Regions from separate parts of the Homo sapiens genome. Here regions 2 and 3 are each linked to region 1. Evidence: chromatin loops called from intact Hi-C (ENCODE). Cell type or tissue: gastrocnemius medialis. All regions are shown on one strand. Links, peaks and the distances in the headings refer to the core of each region. The heading gives the core; the rest is flanking DNA.

Region 1 (6,396 bases), core at 1,334-3,833:
AAACAAATAAAAAAAAGTACATAACCATTAAAAATGGTACAAAAAATTTTATTTAAATAGCATCTATGATTTACTGTTGTTTAAAGTATCTTTTTTTAGATGTGTGTTTATATGGATTGGACATACTAGTCTATTTCTTAACAATCAAATGGACATATTTTTCCAGTACATTTAGCTAAGACTCTCTTAGACTCATTGTTTTTTTCAGAAAGCAACTTGCCTTTTTAAAGGGCTTTCAGCTACACTGGATAAGGATAAAGTTTGAAGGTAGCAAATATAATCTTTATCTGACATGCCTCTCTTGGAAAAGCAAAATGAGAACTCACTCAAAACTTGGAGAACAAATACTTAAATATGACAGCATTTAGGAGTCATGAACAAAACGACATCGTCCCTGGTTTTGGTTCTCAGGGGAAAGTAAAGTGAGGGGAAGAAAGTCACAGATGAGGTCTAGTTTCCTTTCTAGTTGCCTCCATTTGATGATGCAAGAGTGTGCATCTTCCCTTAGAAACTGCAGTTCACTTCAGGAAAAGCAACAGTGGCAAGATGAAGGAGTGTGCCCTGCAAGCTCACTGGCCATGACCCATACTTCCACCCTCTCAGGCAATGTTCTCAGGCTTTGCTAGCTCAGTTCCGCTAAAGCTCTTCTTTAACCGCTTTCCTTCTCCTCCAGACTTAATTTCTCTTCTGCACAGCACAGGATACAATTAATAACTGAATGGATAAATGTCAGATTTTCATCTTTCGCAATATGGTTTCAGGCAGGAATGAGGTGTACCTTTATGGTACTGTACCCATCTGTTCCCGATGGCCAATTTAATGATTTTACAAATAACAATGATTGCTTTTGGCATAGGGTCTTTGAATATACACTCTAGTTTACACAAAAGACCACCGCATCCATTTACAGTCTTCTGCTTTCTTTTATCACCTTGCAAGGCTAGATACCCTATTTGGGGATAACTTTAGCATATAACACATTTTTCACCTTCAACGAGATTATAAAAATTTAGTTGCAGTCCATACAGTTTAAAGCGATCACTTTTATTAGTCATCTTGATGTTTCCTAAGATTTTACAAAGTTTCAGAATTGTGTTTCCTATTACTTTTGTGCACTAAAGACTATTTTAATGACATTTAAACTTCCTTTGCAAAATATACGAAAAATTGTCAAATACTATGATTTCTAACTACCACCACTTCTCAATAATTTGTCTCTTTGCCCTTTCATATTGTCATGTCATCATCAATCAGTGTTAAATTTGTTTGCTGCCTGTTTACACTTGTGCTGAGAGTCTGGACTAAGAAATTGCTAAGGTATTTTTCCTGGCTGCAATCGTTACTAAAGTTAAAATAATTAGTAAAAAATAGGCCGGGTGCGGTGGCTCATGCCTGTAATCCCAGCACTTCGGGAGGCCGAGGCGGGCGGATCACGAGGTCAGGAGATCGAGACGATCCTGGGCAACGTGGTGAAACCCCGTCTCTACTAAAAAAAAAAGAAAAATTAGCCAGCCTCGGGAGGCTGAGGCAGGGGAATCACTTGAACCTGGGAGGCGAAGACTGCAGTGAGCCGAGATCGCGCCACTGCACTCCAGCCTGGTGACAGATCGAGACTCCGTCTCAAAATAAAATAAAATAAAAATAAATAAATAAAGTATGTCAGAGGACGTATTTTCATGTGTCAAGAGCAATTGTCTGGCGATGGGAATGGTGATGTGCAATGGTGATGTTCGGCTGTGGGTGCACTTTCCCTCCCGGAGCCCCACCATGAATCGGTCTCTCTAGCACATGTGATGGCCTCTGTTGATTCTGGTGTCTTACACAGCAGAACAGATGCTGCACCCAGCAAGGAGGGTGGGTTTTTGAAACCCAGTGGTTTCACAGGCTGCTTGACGCCCGTAAAATGAACGCTTGCCCCAGTGACAAGGCAGTTAGCTAATTTTACCCTACTTCTAACATTACCAACACTATTATAAGCAACCATAAATACTTAGGGCTCTCATGTCAAATTCTCCGTACAAGCCGTAGATATTGAAAAACATACAAATAGTTAGAAATACTTAAAGTCAAATGTGGGAGGCTATTAAAAATATAAACAATAACTATTGTATTTCAAAAATGTATGACAAAAATGTTACTGGCTTGCCCCTAAAATATTTGGAGAAGCATAAACAAATTAATAGAAGCATGAATTTAGTGAAGTCTTAAATGATATAACTTTAATTAAAAATGACATTTCTCACTTTCGAGTGGCCTATTTTTCATGTGAAGAGCATAATGTTCTTTTCAGTAAAATTTGTACTTAAAATTTTGTAAAATGAGACTTTTTTGAAGCAGTTTTTTTAAACAAAGCTCAAATAAATGATCATGTTTATTCTGAATTTCATGTTTAAACATGAAAATAAATCTACAAGTGCTCTTCAGAATTACTGAAACTCTATTCTGTTGAAAGTATTAAGTGGGTTTTTGTTCTCTGATGTTTTCAAGCCTTTTGAAATTGACATTGAGCCACATAAATACCAAGCGATTTGGAGAGAAGCCGCTGGAAATTACAAAAGCAGCTTTTTAACAGGAGACAGCGCCACACGCTGGCCATTTAAATAAAACGGGAAGGAAAGCACAGAACCGTCTCTGTGAGATAACCTAATTTTAGGACAAAGCTGTCCACTCTACAGCATATATCTGACTGGGGTAATCATGCCACATTTTCACTTAGCACTAACTTAATTACTTCCAGTGTGGATTTCAATATTGCAAGGCGTTCCTGCATCTCTACAGTCACACTGACCTAAATTAGGGAGATTAGTATAGCAGTTTCAAACAATTTTTTCCTAACTTTTAAACACTTTCCAAATATTCCCTACAAAATTAACTGACAAAGGTGGACTGTGAATTACATCTATGGAAGCATCTGTTTGGAACCACTTTTTTTGCAGCTCCTACATGGCTTGCTTTTTAAGATTTTGTAAAATGTGAGAACATATGAATAAAATTTGACGCCAGGGAAAAGAAGGGCAAAAAAAGTTGACAGGCTTTATCTGCTGCCTTAGAGAACATGAAGAAGACCCAGAAACTACCTTTCAACACTCGCCAGCCGCTCTGCACAAGATGAGACAACAGCCAAGAGATGAACATAAACATGTTTGGAAACCTGGGGGAAGCCCTGCATTGCTCCAAGACCAAGCGGGCAGGGCCTCTGAATGTAACTAAGGCATGAACTAACTGTTTCCTCTTCTGTATCCACTGGAGCTAATAAAAAGCATCCCCTAGGACCACAAATAAAACAAAACAAAGAGACATATTTTATTTCCAGGATTTTCTGTAGTGGCTAGCATGAACCAACTGGAGAATATTCCGCTCTGAGATTGAATTTTGGGTGTTTCAGAGTCAGAGAGCAAAGCTGACTCCCTTCTGGTCTCTTCTCCTCATTGTTTCTGGGACTCTGAATGCCCAGCCCTCCTCAGGCACTATGTAGCACATCAAAGGTCGACTTTGAGTTCCATGGAGTGCCAAGGCCAGGAGTTCACTTCGCCTTTTGTTTTCTTAGCAATCTGTGTTTCACTGGGACACAGATGGACAACAGTTGAATATCAAACATGGTAAATGGAGCCTGGGCAACATAACAAGACCTTGTCTCTGCCAAATAAATAAATAAATAAATAAAATAAAATAATCAGGGCAAGTGGCACACACCCCTAGTCCCAGAGAGGCTGAAGTAAGATCGCCTGAGCCTGGGAGGTTGAGGCTGCAGTGAGCTGTGATTGCACCACTGCACTCCATGCTGGGTAACAAAGTGAGACCCTGTTTTCTAAAATAATAAGAAAACAGAAAAGAAAAAAAGATGGTGAATGGGATTCACTTGATGTTTAAATGGCGATTCCTAATGGGAATGTTTCTTCCTGGTCTTTCTGGACATTGCCTGAGATAGCTAAGGTAGTTAGCAACATGGTAACAACTTCTGTGCTCAAAAAGAAACTGAAGGGGAGGTGTCCATATGTATTCAACACTTTTCTTTTTCCTCTCCTGCAAATAATTAGTAGCTACCATTCTGAATTGATGAGAGTTCAGGTGGTATTTATCCCTGAGGAATTTATTTCCAGCATCTCAATGTTCATAATGCTTTTCATATATGGAGGAGGACGGTGCTAGGAAAAGCATTCAGTTGAGAGCATTCATACAGGCAGAAATGCTCCTGAATTACTGATACAGAGGAAGCCAGTGAAGACCAGTGGCGTGATTGGAGAAATGGTCAGCTCATTTATATTAGTAGGATGTCGCCCAGTGAATTACTGCTTCCTGGCATTATGCACAAAGAAAGAAATGAAAAGAGATCTAAACCCTTTTCTGTTTTCAGAAGATTAGGTGCACATGTTCATTGTTTATTTAAAATCAAAAGACTTTTTATCATTGTCTGCAAAAACTTTAAAGTTATGACTATCATAACTGCCTACTCAGACATTAAGGGATTATAAGACATCATAGATAGATAGATAGATAGATAGATAGATAGATAGATAGATAGATAGATAATTTAGATAGATACAATTTTGTATGTATATATACACAAAATTTCCATAAGTACAAGGACTATTTGTAGACTCTATTTTTCTTTGTCAGTTTGTACATTTTAATTCTAATTATATAATTTAAATTTTACAAGCCTTATTATTTTTGTTTTATACACTCAATATTCATTATGATTTAATATTTATTTATCCTTTACATTGCTTCTTCTTTCTTATATTTCCATGTTTCCATCTGGGATCATTCCTTCTGCTGGAAGAAGTTAAATATATGCAACTGTATATATATATTAGTATGGTTCTATTGGAAACAGATTTTCTCAGATTTCCTTTTTTTTTTTTTTTTTTTTGAGATGGAGTTTCGCTCTTTTTGCCCAGGCTGGAGTGCAATGGTGCGATCTCGGCTCACCGCAACCTCCGCCTCCTGGGTTCAAGTGATTCTTCTGCCTCAGCCTCCCAAGTAGCTGGGATTACAGGCATGCGCCACCACGTCCGGCTAATTTTGTGTTTTTTAGTAGAGAAAGGGTTTCTCCATGTTGGCCAGGCTGGTCTTGAACTCCCGACTTCAGGTGATTTGCCCGCCTCGGCCTCCCAAAGTGCTGGGATTACAGGCGTGAGCCACCATGCCCGGCCTCAGATTTCTTTTTGAGGGGATGCATTGCCATGTCTTTGTTTCATTTTTATTTTTGGAGAATACTCTTTCTACAACAGAATTCTAGATTAGCAGTTATATCCTGTCCTCATTATCGTTGTTCATTTTTTCAAAGTAGAACACGGGTCTTTTCTGTCATTTTGGACCAGAAGATTTCCCACTCAGTGGTCTTCAAGCCACTCAGCAGACAAGGGAATTACTTCTTGCTGAGGATACAAAAATCTCCCCATCTGCTTTGCTCTTACCTTGTTGAGCTTATGGAACTGACTTATTCCCAAGACCCCTTCCTTTGAAACTCCTGTTCCTAAACAGCACATATCCCTAGATTTCCCATGTCTCTTCCTCAGTTTTTTTCCCTGGAGCCTCTTTTTACATCCTTCTGGATTCGTCACTGTTCTTGAAATAATCTGTTCCATGTGATAGAATCGAAGGGCAAGTTGGACAAGGAGGCTTTGCATGGGAAAGAAGTCCATGTGGCAGGAATTGAGGACACTGTTGCTCTACCTTACAGAGCCCAGTCAGTACTGGGGCTCTGTCTTCTCTCTATGCTGTGAAAACCAGAATCTCGTTTGCCAGTCCTGACTTGGTGTCCACTTGGGTGAGGGGCTCTGGCCCAGGTGTGGGTCATTTATTTTTGACCGGGGCCCACCACAGACCCTGAGTTTCCTTCCCAGAGATGAAGACTCTGCTTTGGGTCAAGCAGCTATGCAAAGAGGCGGTGTCTACGAGTGGCTCCTTGGGGGCCTTTCCCTAGTTGCTCTGCAGAGCTGTAAGATTTGCATGTGTCTCTCTCAACCACCTCTGCCCTGAGCTTTCACTACGCTACGTAAGACCAACTCCCTGTTGGGCGTTTCCAAGGGCGAGACACACGCACAATCCTGCCTCAGGAACCCAGCCCCCATTGCCCAGTGCAGGAAGCGTGCCTGGCCTATTGCAAAAGTACCCAAGACGGTCAATTAAATAAAAGCTGCTGAAAGCATAGAGCCTGCAAAAGACTGCCTGGGTATGAACCCCAGTCGACCCTGTGGAAGCTTTTAGAAGTGTGGACTTGGGGATATTATATATGTTCTCTGTAGCTCAGTGTTCTCAAATGGAAAATGGGAAAAACATACCAACTTTGTGGTGTCATAAGTATTCACTGAGTTAATATCGGTGAACACCACCGGAAGTGTTAGCTCTTATCACGTCTTTCTAAAATTAGGATATGCTATTATTGTTGCC
Region 2 (6,396 bases), core at 2,422-4,921, 740 kb before region 1:
GCTCATTGTAAAATATTTGAGAGTCAGGTGTGTGTGTCTCATACTTTGGTGCATCCTCATGGCATATCTGTTATGATACTTTGAATCTAGTAGATGTTTGAAGATTATTAATTGGTTCCTTGAATTAGCACAACTAAGCAATGAACACAAGAGGAAACCTCATCATTTCAAATATCGGCATTGTGGAGATCTTTTTGGGTTTTCTCTTGCTACTTTGGCATGCTTACAGCTCACACTGCATGCCTTTGGACATGCACAACCCCTGAAACTACTCACCAAGACATAATCAAACTGGTTGTGTGTTTAAGCACACAGCTGCCTAAATATCATGTGGATATTATTGAGATTTTATTATCCAGATGTAATGGGGAAATATCCTAATGGAAAACACTTTACTCATTTTCTGTGAAAGGTGTAACTGTTTTGAAGATTGATTGGGCTGACCAATAAGCATAGAAGGGATTACAGAAAGGCAACCATTTGTAGAAACCCATACTGATAAGTACCAGGTGAACAACATGTTTATTAATCCCACTTAAAAAAAAATGTATCCAGCTTTGGCCAGAGGTTTTCCAGTTTGTCTTCCCATCTGATGCTCAAAAACACTGTGTAAGATATCATTATAAAAATAATTATAGTCACACTACAACTGGCAATGGTACACAGAATTGCCTTGCAGAAGGTCATGCAGTTAGTAAATTGTAGAACAAGATTATCACCAAGCCTTCTGACTCCAAATTCGGTGTCTGTTATATATCACCCTGGCTACCAAATTCCAGGACCCATGGAATCTCCCAGAACCTATGGATAGACATTAGGGAGGCTGTAAACACTCGGAAACTATATGTGCACATCCATAATTACATCTTTCTCAGGGAACACACCTTGATATTTCAAATTTCTTAAAAGGTTTTATGACGTTTACAGACCATCAGAGATAAAAAGCATAGGAAATGAAAACTATAAAACTTAAAAGAGGCAGCTTTCCATCTTTTCTGTTAGAATACATGCTTATCACTCCCACAGAATGTACCCTCAGAAAAAATCTCTGTTTTACACTAGTGGCATATTGATTTCTTTATTGATGGCAATAGGGGTAGTGATAATGAAAGGTGATAGAGTTTCTTTAGTTATATGCAAATATAATATATAAGTTGTGTTGCATTTCCAGTAGCCAAATATTAGATAATGATTTGTCCTGATAAAAATCACTAATAAGATTCATTTGTCTCTCTCCAAACACCAGCTTCTCAATATGAAAAGGCATCTCTGAACTACTGTTATTGACTTAGAAATATTGTTCACTGGGGATGGCGTCATCATACTGCAACCAGTAAGAATGGCGTCACTCCTAGAGGAACTGTTCATACAGAGGAATCCTGCACAAAGCACACCCCTGGTATTGGGCAGTGCACAATTGCACAACTTCACACAGTGACCCTGACTCTGTGAGCAAAAATGGAAAACAATATCAGGGCAGGAATCTGAGAGCAGGCGAGCTCAGGAATAAGAAGCTAAACACTGGCTACGTATCAGATAAAGACTGGACAATACACAAGTGTCAAAGGACAAGATAAATGAATGACTGACTAGACAGTTGTCAGGCTGCCTGTGAAGGTAGGATGCTCTCCTTCAGTGTGTGGTCTATACATTCAAAGATTGAATATGGCACCACGTCTCCAGTGAGAAGATTACATGGGTCATGAAGCGAAGAGATAAAAGTAGAAAGGTCCCCACTCACCATTGTTCCCAGTGACCCACTGAGGGACCTTGTGCTTCCTGTCCTTGCAACTCTTAGTTCTGCAGAATTAGAGGTACTACTAGTCCCCCAAAGGCAGCATATATTTGCCAGGGGATAGGAAAGAACCCTGTTAATTTTATAAGCAACAGAGGCTGCTTGGGCACTTCAGGCTCATTGTTTCCAATACGCAAGTAGAAGTGTTGCCATCTTGACCTTCATTATTAGAAGAGATCATGATGCTGTTACACAATGGAGCAGGGAGGAAGAAGGGTGTCACCTCAGGATTTACTGTGACCAAAATGAACAGGGACAACGACCCTGGATTTCAAAGAACATAGTGCCTGAGCTCAGTGACCCCCAGGAGTGAGGACTTCTGTTGCTTCAAGTCACGACCAGCAGAAATGGTAGCCAAGGGTATGGGATCTAGAAGCATTTTGAGAGGAGACAGGAGATGAATGTCTGTTGTGATCCTGAGATGAGATGTTGCACTGGGGCTTCAGGTTTTTCTCTTAACCTGTTTGTACTGAGCTTTCCCCTAGAAGGAGAAGCCTGCTGGGATCCTGAAGAGAAGTGTTCCCCAAACAGAGATGGGTGCCTCGGATGGAGTGTGGCGGACTCATGACATGCCACCCAGATCATCCTTCAAGGATGGTCTAGGCCGGACGCTGTGGCTTACGCCTGTAATCCCAGCACTTTGGGAGGCCCAGGCAGGTGGATCACGAGGTTAGGAGTTTGAGACTAGCCTGACCAACATGGTGAAACCCCGTCTCTTCTAAAAATACAAAAATTAACCAGGCGTGGTGGTGCATGCCTGTAATCCCAGCTACATAGGAGGCTGAGGCAGGAGAATCGCTTGAACCTGGGAGGCAGAGGTTGCAGTTAGCCGAGATCGCACCACTGCACTCCAGCCTGGGTGACAGAGCAAGACTCCGTCACAAAAAAAGATGGTCTTGCTGGCCAGCCGCAGGTATATGGTTAGGCGGCAGATCCTTTCGGGTTCCTTTGGCTGCAGAGAGACACGTGTTTCCCTGGGTGACCCACTTCCAAAGAAGGCATCATGTAGGGATGTAAAGCCCAGTCATTTGAATCCAGCATAGGACAACACTAACAGACATTTGCTCCCTAGCTCCTGTGGTTCAAGGCTGCATTGCAGCTCATCTTTTCCCTGTACCTCATCCTATTTCCATCTCCTCCTTTTCACATGTGTTGATCCATAATAAATACCTTCCTCCAGGATCCATTTCAGTATCTGCAAGAATAAATACCTTGAGTGATTTTCAAAGTTTATATTGTCAATTTTTTAAAAGGCATACACTGTATAATTTTATTTATATGTGGTATCTCGAGTGGGCAAACTCCTAGAAACAGAAAGTGGCACCCTAGGGGGCTACTAGGGTGTGGGGCAGGGGAAATTTGGAATTGTTTAACGGGTACACAGTTTCATTTTTGCAAGATGAAAAAGTTGTAGAAATTGGATTTACAACAATATGAATATGCTAAATACTGAACTGTATACTTTTTTTTTTTGAGACAGAGTCTCGCTAATTTTTTGTATTTTTGGTAGAGGCGGGGTTTCACAGTGTTGGCCAGGATGGTCTCAATTTCCTGACCTTGTGATCTGCCCGCCTCCACCTCCCAAAGGCTGGGATTACAGGCGTGAGCCACCACATCTGGCCTGAACTGTATACTTAAAGATGGTTAAGAGGGTAAAAATGGTATGTTCATTTGTGATAAGATTAAATCAATTTAACAATAAAATAGAAACAAATGAATCAATAAATCGGTCTACATATTCATTGTAGAGTTCCTGAAATAGAAATTATTTATTATTCTTATGAGACCCAAAACCAGGTAAAATGGATTATATATACATATAAGTGTTATATATACATATCATTGTAAGTTTTGTATATACATATAATTGTAAGTTTTGCACTAATGTCACAGTTTCCTTGGAGGAATTTTTAATAATGTGGTTTAGTATTTTCTTAAGAAGAAACTAAAGATTTATTTTTGCACATTACGTGTCACCTGAATAAGTGTTGCAAATGTAATATGATTTCAACATGAAATAGCCTAACAGACTTCTCACCTGCCTATTACCTTAAAAAATAACCAAACTGAACACAAGAAAATTAGATTGCTGAAAACCTTCACTCTGAAGTGAAGAACCTGAGTTGTTCCTGCAGGTGGCACTGTCCGACAATAAAAAAGACCAATCTATGAACTGCCCTGTTAAAAATTCAATACTAGCCTTCTTGACCTAATGTTTAAACATACATTTTCTATAGTATAAAAATGAACTTTTTTGTTTGTGGTAATATCTATTAACAACTGTTCTTGTCCTTTATTCAAATATGGATATTTAACTTTTACTATTGAACATTAGATTGTTATTTTTAGTATTTTTTAAAGGTATTCAGTTAGTGAAATAATATCTTAGATTTCTGGAGTTTATATATTTATCATTATTATTAATTTTCACCAAACCAAAAAATCCTGAATCATCCTGAATGCAGCTAAATTCTTCCTTTCTAGGTAAAGACCCTTGAGTGATACCTGACCACACATACTTGGTCACCCTGTGGGTGTGTCAGAAGCACCCCAGTCCTTCTCTTTGGACAGGCACTGGGGCTTTTCTTGAGTTAGATAAGAGGAAATTCCTTGGCAAATGGTTCACTTTGTAGCACCTCACAGGATTTAGGAGCTTAACTCTATGCCTGATACCTTGGCCCCTGTCCTCTTGGAAGAACCAAGGTGGAAATATTGTTGCCAAATAGACTATTCACTTCAAACAGAAAAATAATGCTTGTTACTTTCTGTCTCCTCTGTTGACATTCGTATTCAAAAATGACTTTTCCTGTTCAATTAAAGTAGGGAGAATGAGTTCTTAAGAGTTGAGAGATTCCATAAACTCAGGGAAAGCCTTCATTTTATTGACTCTTTTCAATTGTTTCTCAATGTCTTAATTCACTGGATCCATGCAAGGGTGTGTAATGTGCACTTTCAACAAAAAGCAGCCTGAGAAGCAGGCATCTAATGGCCTGGTGCTAGTGCTCTGTTGCCTTTTTACAACTGTGTCAACACAAGGCTTCCTCTATGCCCTCCAGCCTTCATTCTGAGCACCCAAGCCTTTGTGCTGGGTGGCTTCTTCTTTCCTGACTCCAGCCTTCATTCTGAGCACCCAAGCCTTTGTGCTGGGTAGCTTGTTCTTTCCTCACTCAACATACATCACAAAAATACTTCATGTGTCGAGGCCACTTTTAAAGTGTTTAACTTACCCTCCCAATCCTCTTCTGCAATTTATTTCAAGATACAGACTCGATGAATTTAATGTATAGCATGCCTCCTGAACCTCATTTAAAACTCAGTCTTTTAAGGGTACTTGTGACTTGGTTTGACTCTTCTGAGCATTAGAATCTTGCCCCCCATTATTGAGAAGGTTCATCTTTTCAGGTACCTCTCTCTATAATAATTTAAAGAGCATTCTATAAAATCTAGCTTTACAAATACAACAAAATGTTGAGGATAATGAAGCCCACACTCTATAATAAAACTCAATAGCTTGCCAAATGAATATTCAGACACTTGTATCAATATTTTCTAGATATGCAACAGATTCTATAAGGTATACAACAACTTGAAATAAGACTCCAGGTTCCACTTACTGTTGAGATGGAGACAAATCCTGCCAAGCAACAAAAGTTTGTGCTTGCACTGCTTCCTGTTTGGTTGTGAATTAATATTGGTTGGGAGCAAACATTGGAGCACCTATTTGCACTGCATGAAGACCTCGTAGGGAAACACCTTTAAAATTCCTCTAGAAATACTAGCTCTACTTTAATCAATTTATGCTTTTTCAATTTGCATTCAGTGCCCTCTGGCTTATAAAGGCAAATACTCAACAGCCACGCCTGTCATTTTCTAAATCATTTCCATGTAGAGGCTTTGGAAGGGATCAACCCACCCTCATTTATAACATGCAAGAAGGAAGTGTACCTCATATACCTTCTTGACTATATCTTTATGGACCCACAAAAAGGCCTTCATTGACCCAGAAATGGAAAAAAAAAATCAAACTAATAGCCATATGTGAGTGCTTCATTTCAGACTCTAATAATGTGAACTTCTAGAACCATGTAGCATGAAGTGGGAAGTGGGGCATGGGTTAAGGATTAGAAAGGAAATAGAGTCTCAGAAATAAAGCACTGTTATAGTCTGAATGTTTATGTCTTCTAAAATTTCTGTGTTGAAATCCTTATTCCCAGTATGATGGTTTCAAGAGGTGAGGCCTTTGAGGGTTGATTAGGTATAAGGGTGGGGCCCTCATGAATGGGATTAGTGCCCTCATATAAGAGATCCCAGAGAGTTCCCTTGCCCCTTCCACCATGTGAGGACACAGCAAGAAGGTGCTGTCAATGAACCAGGAAGTAGGTACTCACCAAACACTGAATCTGCCAAGTCTCGATCTTGGACTTCCAGCCTCCAGAACTGTGAGCAATAAATGTCTTTTGTTTACAAGCCACCCAGGCTACAGTATTTTCTTATAGCAGACCTACTGACTAAAATAGGACCTTCCATAATTTTTTTTTTCCAGGACAGCAGATGGAAAAAAAAAAGCCTATCAAAGAAATCCAAAAGATTAGAGATTATGT
Region 3 (6,396 bases), core at 2,607-5,106, 370 kb before region 1:
GCTTATGTGGATGTATAACAGCATTTGTGCACATTCTAAAATAAATTGTGTTTCTAAAATGAATGACGCACAACATCTTTTAGCAGCCTGCACAGAGCATTTGAGACTGAAAAGGAAGGTGTTTACACAGACATAGGGAGGAGAAAGACTGTTTTCCTCCACTGTCTTACCATATCACGTGAATCCTTACCCAGAACTTTCTCCAGAAACAGAGTAAATTCATCCAAAGATGTCTGCAGCAAGGAATAGCACACCAACATCAACCGTGTGGGAGAATTGAGGGTCTTCTAATCCAAAGGAAATAGGAGGTCTTACTCGTATACAAGTGATTGTTATTTGAGCTTTAAATTGGTAGCTGAAATGTTCTTCATCTCTTAAATATATTCTAAGTTCCCAAATTCTTCTTCCTAAAGCAACTTTTGTCTAAAAGAGATTTAAAAAAATCATCTTTCTATTTCAGCAACAGGACTAGATTCTCATACTGCTAGTAACTCAACCAAAACTTTCCCAAGCAGAGCCAAAATAGCTCCCATAAAATTTCTAAAGATAAGAATCAGCCCCAGATGGTCCAGACTGAAATGTTAAATATGATGCTAATACTATGGTCAAATGAAATGACATATTTGCATTTTTCTGAATCTATCTAAAATTAGTCTTTTAAAGAGGTCCATCTGCTTCAAAATATCTTTTCCACGGTCCGTCTTGTACATGATGTTTCCACCCCAAGTCAAGCAACTGGGTAAAGAAGTTGTATCTTTAGAAGGCCTGTGTTAAATAACAAATATATATGTGGAGTAGATGTCACAGTAACCAAAAAGGGCCCAGCACTACATCCACATGAAGTGTTTACTGGATGGGCAAGAGGCACTGAGAGAGCAGCGTTTGCATAGTCTATTTAGGTAGACTTGGAAAGAAAAGAAAAGGGAAAGACCTCTCCACTTTTCATGAGTCCTGATTTTCTGGTGCTAAAATAACAGGTAAGTTATATGTCTGCTTCCTTCTCAGTCTACTCTGGGTTTGTTCTTAATCGATAATGAGCATCCCTCTGTTTTTCTAAAGCCTAGTCAGGCCAGCAGGGTATTTGTCTTTTACTTGAGTCATAAGCTTTGCACCCTGTGTATCTGAGTTTCCAGGTATCTTCTCATATCATCTTCTTTGCATCAGGACAATCTTTCTACAAGTCTTTCTCAAATCTCAGTTTTTCTTACTCTATGTCTGAATTTTAGCCCTCTGAACAAAGATTCCATGCTCACATTCCAAGGTTGCTAATCTAATTGCCCAAGACATAGACAAAACCCTCCCTATTCTTCTTCAGCTTAGAAATGGAAGGATGACTATGGATCCAAGTCTCTTTATTTTCTCCCTTCTCTTGGCGAATTTCAAAGAATAAGATGTTTTGCTGGCTGCAGAGGCAGAGGAGAGAGTGGAAATAAAATGAGTCTACTGTGCTCCAAGAGGTGACCTCTGGACATGAGTTCTGACCCAGGACAGACCTGGTGACTTCAGCAACATCCTTCTTTCCCAGGCACAATGCACAGCAGATGGCCTTCTAAATGAAGTGCCATGCTAGTAATTCTCCTCTCACCTTGGTTCATAATAGGGAAATGGATTTTTGACCCATTAACATCTTACCCCCATTCATTTTGTGCTCTTTATTCACAAAATCAGCATCCCATGTCTGCAGTGATTAAAAGACCAAACAGAAGTACTTCACATGGTTACGGGCAGCCTAGCCAGCCTTAATAAGCTACTCCTGCAAAATGGAAATGAAGAAATCTATTATGGGAATTAGAAACACATCACATTCAATTTTGTGTGGCAAAACAGAGGTTTAATATTGATAAATATAAGAATCCAATAATATATAGCAGGTGTGATGCATGGTCTATCTGTCCCTGTCCTCTTTATCTGCATATCAGGTCACACTGCTGCAAAATTTAGACTGCACACACCAGAACATGTGCATCTGATTGGATTTGGGTTTGTTGCAGGATGGAATTGGACCAAACAGTCACTCCTGTGGGTCAGTTTTTATTAATTACAGCGAACCTCCCTTCTCCTAGTCTAACATGGCCCTTTGCAGTTGTCAGTCAATGTAAAGCCTTTCTTCTGCCTGTAAATAGGATATGTTGGAAAGATTAAGCTCACACCTAAGTGAAAAAGGATGGATAAAAGGCAGGAGACTGGCCTTTTACTGTTGTCACTCCACGTGCCAACCCTTTTACTTCAGGAACACTCTCAAAACGAGTTACAGATTTAGATTTCTCCTATTTTCAGTGTGTACTATTAAGCTAGGGAGAAAAGATCCAGAATAGGAAAGATGACTTAATGGAAATTAATATGTTGAGTCCGGAGATTTGTACCATATAAATATCTAACTATTAAAAAGAGGTAACAGCAAAAAAAAAAAAAAAAAAAAAAAAAGAACAGAAATAAAATTAGAATTTAGTCACATTGCAAGCAAATAAATGTAGAGTCATCATGACTTCTAAAACTATTATAATTATCCAAGTCTAGCTGACACAAAATTCTGAACACTAACTAAATGATTTTTCTCGATGCTACCAACTCCTCTCTTCTTTGGGTTAAGAGCAACACAACATGGTCAATTCAAACACAGTGGCGTCTCATAAAAAGTTTTTTTTTTTTTCAAAAGGCTCAGCATCACTAATCATCAGAGAAGTGCAAATTAAAACTACAATGAAATACCATCTTACACCAGTCAGAATGGCTATTATTAAAAAGTAAAGAAACAGCAGATGTTGGTGTGGGTGCAGAGAAAAGGGAACACTTATACACTAGTGGTGGGAATGTAAATTAATACAACCTGTATGGAAAATAGTATGGAGATTTCTCAAAGAGCTAACAATAAAACTACCATTTGACCCAGCAATCCCACTACTGGGTATCTACCCAAAATAAATCATTATATAAAAAGACATCTGCACTCATATGTTTATTGCAGCACTATTCACAATAGCAAAGTCACAGAATCAACCTACCTGCCCTTTAACAGATGATTGGATAAAGAAAATGTAGTACACAGACACCATGGAATACTGCTCAGCCATAAAAATGAATGGAATTATATATTTTGCAGCAACAGGGATGGAATTGGAGGCCATTTTCCCAAGTGAAATGACTCAAAAAAGTCAAATGCTGCACGTTCTCACAAGTGGGAGCTAAATAATGGTGCACACGGACATACAAAATGAAATAATAGACGTTGGAGACTCCAAAGGGAGGGTAGGAAAAGGGTTAAAGGATGAAATTCTACCTATTTGGTACAATGTACACTATTTGGATGATGGTTACAGTAAAAGCCCAGACTTTACCACCACACAATATATCAATGTAACAAAATTGCACTTGTACCCTCAAATCTGCAAAACTAAAAATAAATATTTAAAAATAAAAACTTTTACATAGTGAATTCGTCCAGTAGCTTTATCAAGATGTAATTTATATACCATCAAATTTACCCCTTTGAAGAGTACATTTCAATGTTTTTTCAGTGTATGTACAGAGTTGTGCAACCTTCACCGTAATCTACTTTTGAAGTGTTTTCATCACGCCAAAAAGAAACCCTGCACCCTTTATTACTCACACCATATTCTTTCCCCTCCAGCCCCTGGCAAACACTCGTCTCCTCTCTGCCTTCATGCATTTGCTTATTCTGGACATTTTGCATAAATCGGATCCTACAGGATGTGGTTTTATGTGACCGGCTTCTTTTGCTCAGGATCATGCTTTGGTTTCATCCATGTTGTAGGAGGTGCCAATACTTTTTTCCTTTTTTATAAATTGCTGGATAGAATTTTTCTGTTATCAATGTGTTGATAACACATTGATATCAGCTCCCCATGCACCCCTTAATATATTTTCAGATAAACAAGGGGATCCATTGAAGCTCTGCTCCTTTAACGTGAGCACCACGTTAAGCTTCCCCAGCAGAGGGTGCTGGAGAGATAGTGCAAAAGAAAGGCTGCAATTTTCGGCTCAGGGGGCGAGATCGGAAGTGCGGTTATGACATCTGGTGGCACCTCTTCCAGCCATAGGCCCAGGTTGCAGCCTTTCAGCAACTCTGACACCTAAGCCTGGCAATATTATTTCCCCAGCTTTCTCAGCTGAGAAACCAGAGTTCCCTTCCGAGTCTGACACATCAAGCTGTTGTCCTTCTTCAAACTTCCCACATGGCTGTGTCCCTTTGAACCTTCTGTCCACTCCAATGCACAGACTCCCTAACACAGTGGTTGCCGATCACCTGCCCTCTCACCTGCACTCTAGAATGTGGCCCACAGTCTGCCCAGCAACTCAAGACCAACTCTGGCCTGGCCAAATCTCCAAACATCTCCACTCTTTTTTTTTGTTTGTTTGAGACGGAGTCTCGCTCTGTCGCCCAGGCTGGAGTGCAGTGGCGCAGTCTCCACTCCACCTCCCGGGTTCATCCCATTCTCCTGCCTCAGCCTCCCGAGTAGCTGGGACTACAGGCGTCCGCCACCATGCCCTGCTAATTTTTTGTATTTTTCAGTAGAGGTGGGGTTTCACTGTGTTAGCCAGGATGGTCTCGCTCTCCTGACCTCGTGATCCGCCCGCCTCGGCCTCCCAAAGTGCTGGGATTACAGGCGTGAGCCACCACGCCCGGCGAGTCTATGCATGCATGTCTTATAGTTACTCTTTTATAACTCTTCATAATTCTTCACATTAAACTCTCCCTATTTAATCCCACTGCATGGTTTGTCTTTTGCCTGGACTCAAACTTCCACAGTATTTCATTGTATAGGTATACCACATATTGTTCATCCATGCGTCAACTGATGGTCATTTGGGTTGTTTCCATTTGTTTGGCTCTTAGCAATAATGCTGCTATGAACATTTATGTGCAAGTCATATGTTTTATTTCTCCAGGGTAGCTACGTAGGAGTTGAATTGCTGGAGCACTTGGTACATTTGTCTTTAACTTTGTAAGAAACTGCCAAACTATTTTCCAAAGTGGCTGCACCATTTGTCCTTCCCATTAGCAATGTGTGAAGGTTCCAATTTGTCTACATCCACATCAACACTTATTATGTTCTATCTTTTATGATTATAGCCATTCTAGTATATTTTATACTACAAATTCAAGTTATTGAAGCCAAAAATGAAGGTTGAGTTAAAAAAAAAAAAATCAGAATTGTGTCCAGTACTCAAGAAGAAATAGGAAAGTGATGTCTATTATTTTGTTCTTGTTCTTATCAAAAGTTAAGGGACCAGTTCTTTCTGGGCTGCAATCATGGTAACATGTTCTTTCTTGGATGCTGTGACAGCAGGGTAAATGAAAGGAAACTCACAGTTTTTGGAACAAAAGCCATAGAACATTTCATTTCAAGAAAAAGTTAATACAAACTTCAGTAAAATAATGTGAAGAAAATGTTAAGCCAAAAAGACAATTTGATTTTGGAACTTTTTATGTGTAGGTAATTTTCTCTTTATTTTTTTTCTGGTAGAAACTTTAAAACTAACTCAACAGTTGGTCCAAAAACAACATTTAACCATTATTTTCTAGGCTACACATTTGGGCCCAGTACAACTCCAAGAAATGGAGAAATGCTCTGTTTCCGTTTGGAATTCAGGGAATCTTTCTGGCTGTGGTACAGATTTCCTGTGTTTTGCTCCAGGATGGTTGAAATTTGGGCAGCTCAATCAGGTTCAAATTATGTTAGAATAGCATTTGCATTCTAGTTACAAAGCAAGGCTTTGAATTCCCACCCACACTTTCTTGGCTTGAATCACCATCCTCATCAGTCTAAAGAAAGTGAAATCTTTTAAACAAGACAGGATGAAAGAAAAGTTGGGCTGAAAAAGAAAAACTTAGAAACTTTCGTGATTAAGTTAGCTCTTCCTAAAGTGTTCAGATCACAAGCCACCTCCTAGCACCTCATTTGAGATTCCACTGAGTAAAGTACATACCTTCAAGGTGATTAGAATGAGTTAGCAAACATCACGGATTAAAAAAAAAACACTTTGGAAGCTGTTTGTTAAATCTTGCAGAATTTTTAGCTGGTTTAAGTATCAGACACCAAGTCCAGATATGAAGACATATGAGGTTTTGTGGTGGTGGAAACTACTCAATCCACTGATATCTCCGGTTCCATGAAGAGCCACGTTAGTCTGTGATATTAAAGTATGATGTCAATTCTTTGAGCCTTTTGGGCTTCAATATGTATATTTAACAATACAGGGGCTTCAGCATAGGGTACACTACTTTATGAATGTATGGGACTTTGGTTTTATGACACATAAAAAAGACAGTGCATATATAACTGGTTAGTCCAGTATATGTACATTTTAAATAATTATGATTCTAACAGTATGGTCTCCGATGTTTGAATATATTGTTTAAGCAAAAATAGTCCT

What was found. Hi-C counts contacts between places; a loop is a spot of excess contacts. Peaks named below come from ENCODE experiments on the same cell type or tissue, not always from the same donor. Only the 100,000 strongest peaks of a DNase experiment are listed, where the experiment ranks them.
Region 2: it touches region 1 in a loop (9-fold over the local background); 93 of 110 quality-filtered maps call a loop at or near these places.
Region 3: a loop joins it to region 1, with 9 times the contacts of the local background. A loop is called at or near these places in 39 of 110 quality-filtered maps.

Annotation. Positions count from the first base shown.
Region 1 is chrX:8,736,206-8,742,601 of GRCh38, forward strand. No RefSeq gene overlaps it. Among named protein-coding and RNA genes, the nearest start is that of ANOS1, 7.3 kb to the left of the region's middle. In gastrocnemius medialis, for the core only: a CTCF peak has its summit at 2,594; no DNase peak of the experiment used is centred there; H3K4me3 peaks cover 379 bases; H3K27ac peaks cover 1,088 bases.
Region 2 is chrX:7,992,683-7,999,078 of GRCh38, forward strand. All of the region lies in intron 1 of LOC107985675 (a long non-coding RNA gene), which reads left to right. Among named protein-coding and RNA genes, the nearest start is that of PNPLA4, 68 kb to the left of the region's middle. In gastrocnemius medialis, for the core only: a CTCF peak has its summit at 3,918 (motif pointing right); no DNase peak of the experiment used is centred there.
Region 3 is chrX:8,360,962-8,367,357 of GRCh38, forward strand. The region is part of intron 2 of LOC107985675 (a long non-coding RNA gene); the gene reads left to right. Among named protein-coding and RNA genes, the nearest start is that of VCX3B, 100 kb to the right of the region's middle. In gastrocnemius medialis, for the core only: CTCF peaks have their summits at 3,950 (motif pointing right) and 4,150; a DNase peak (open chromatin) is centred at 4,006.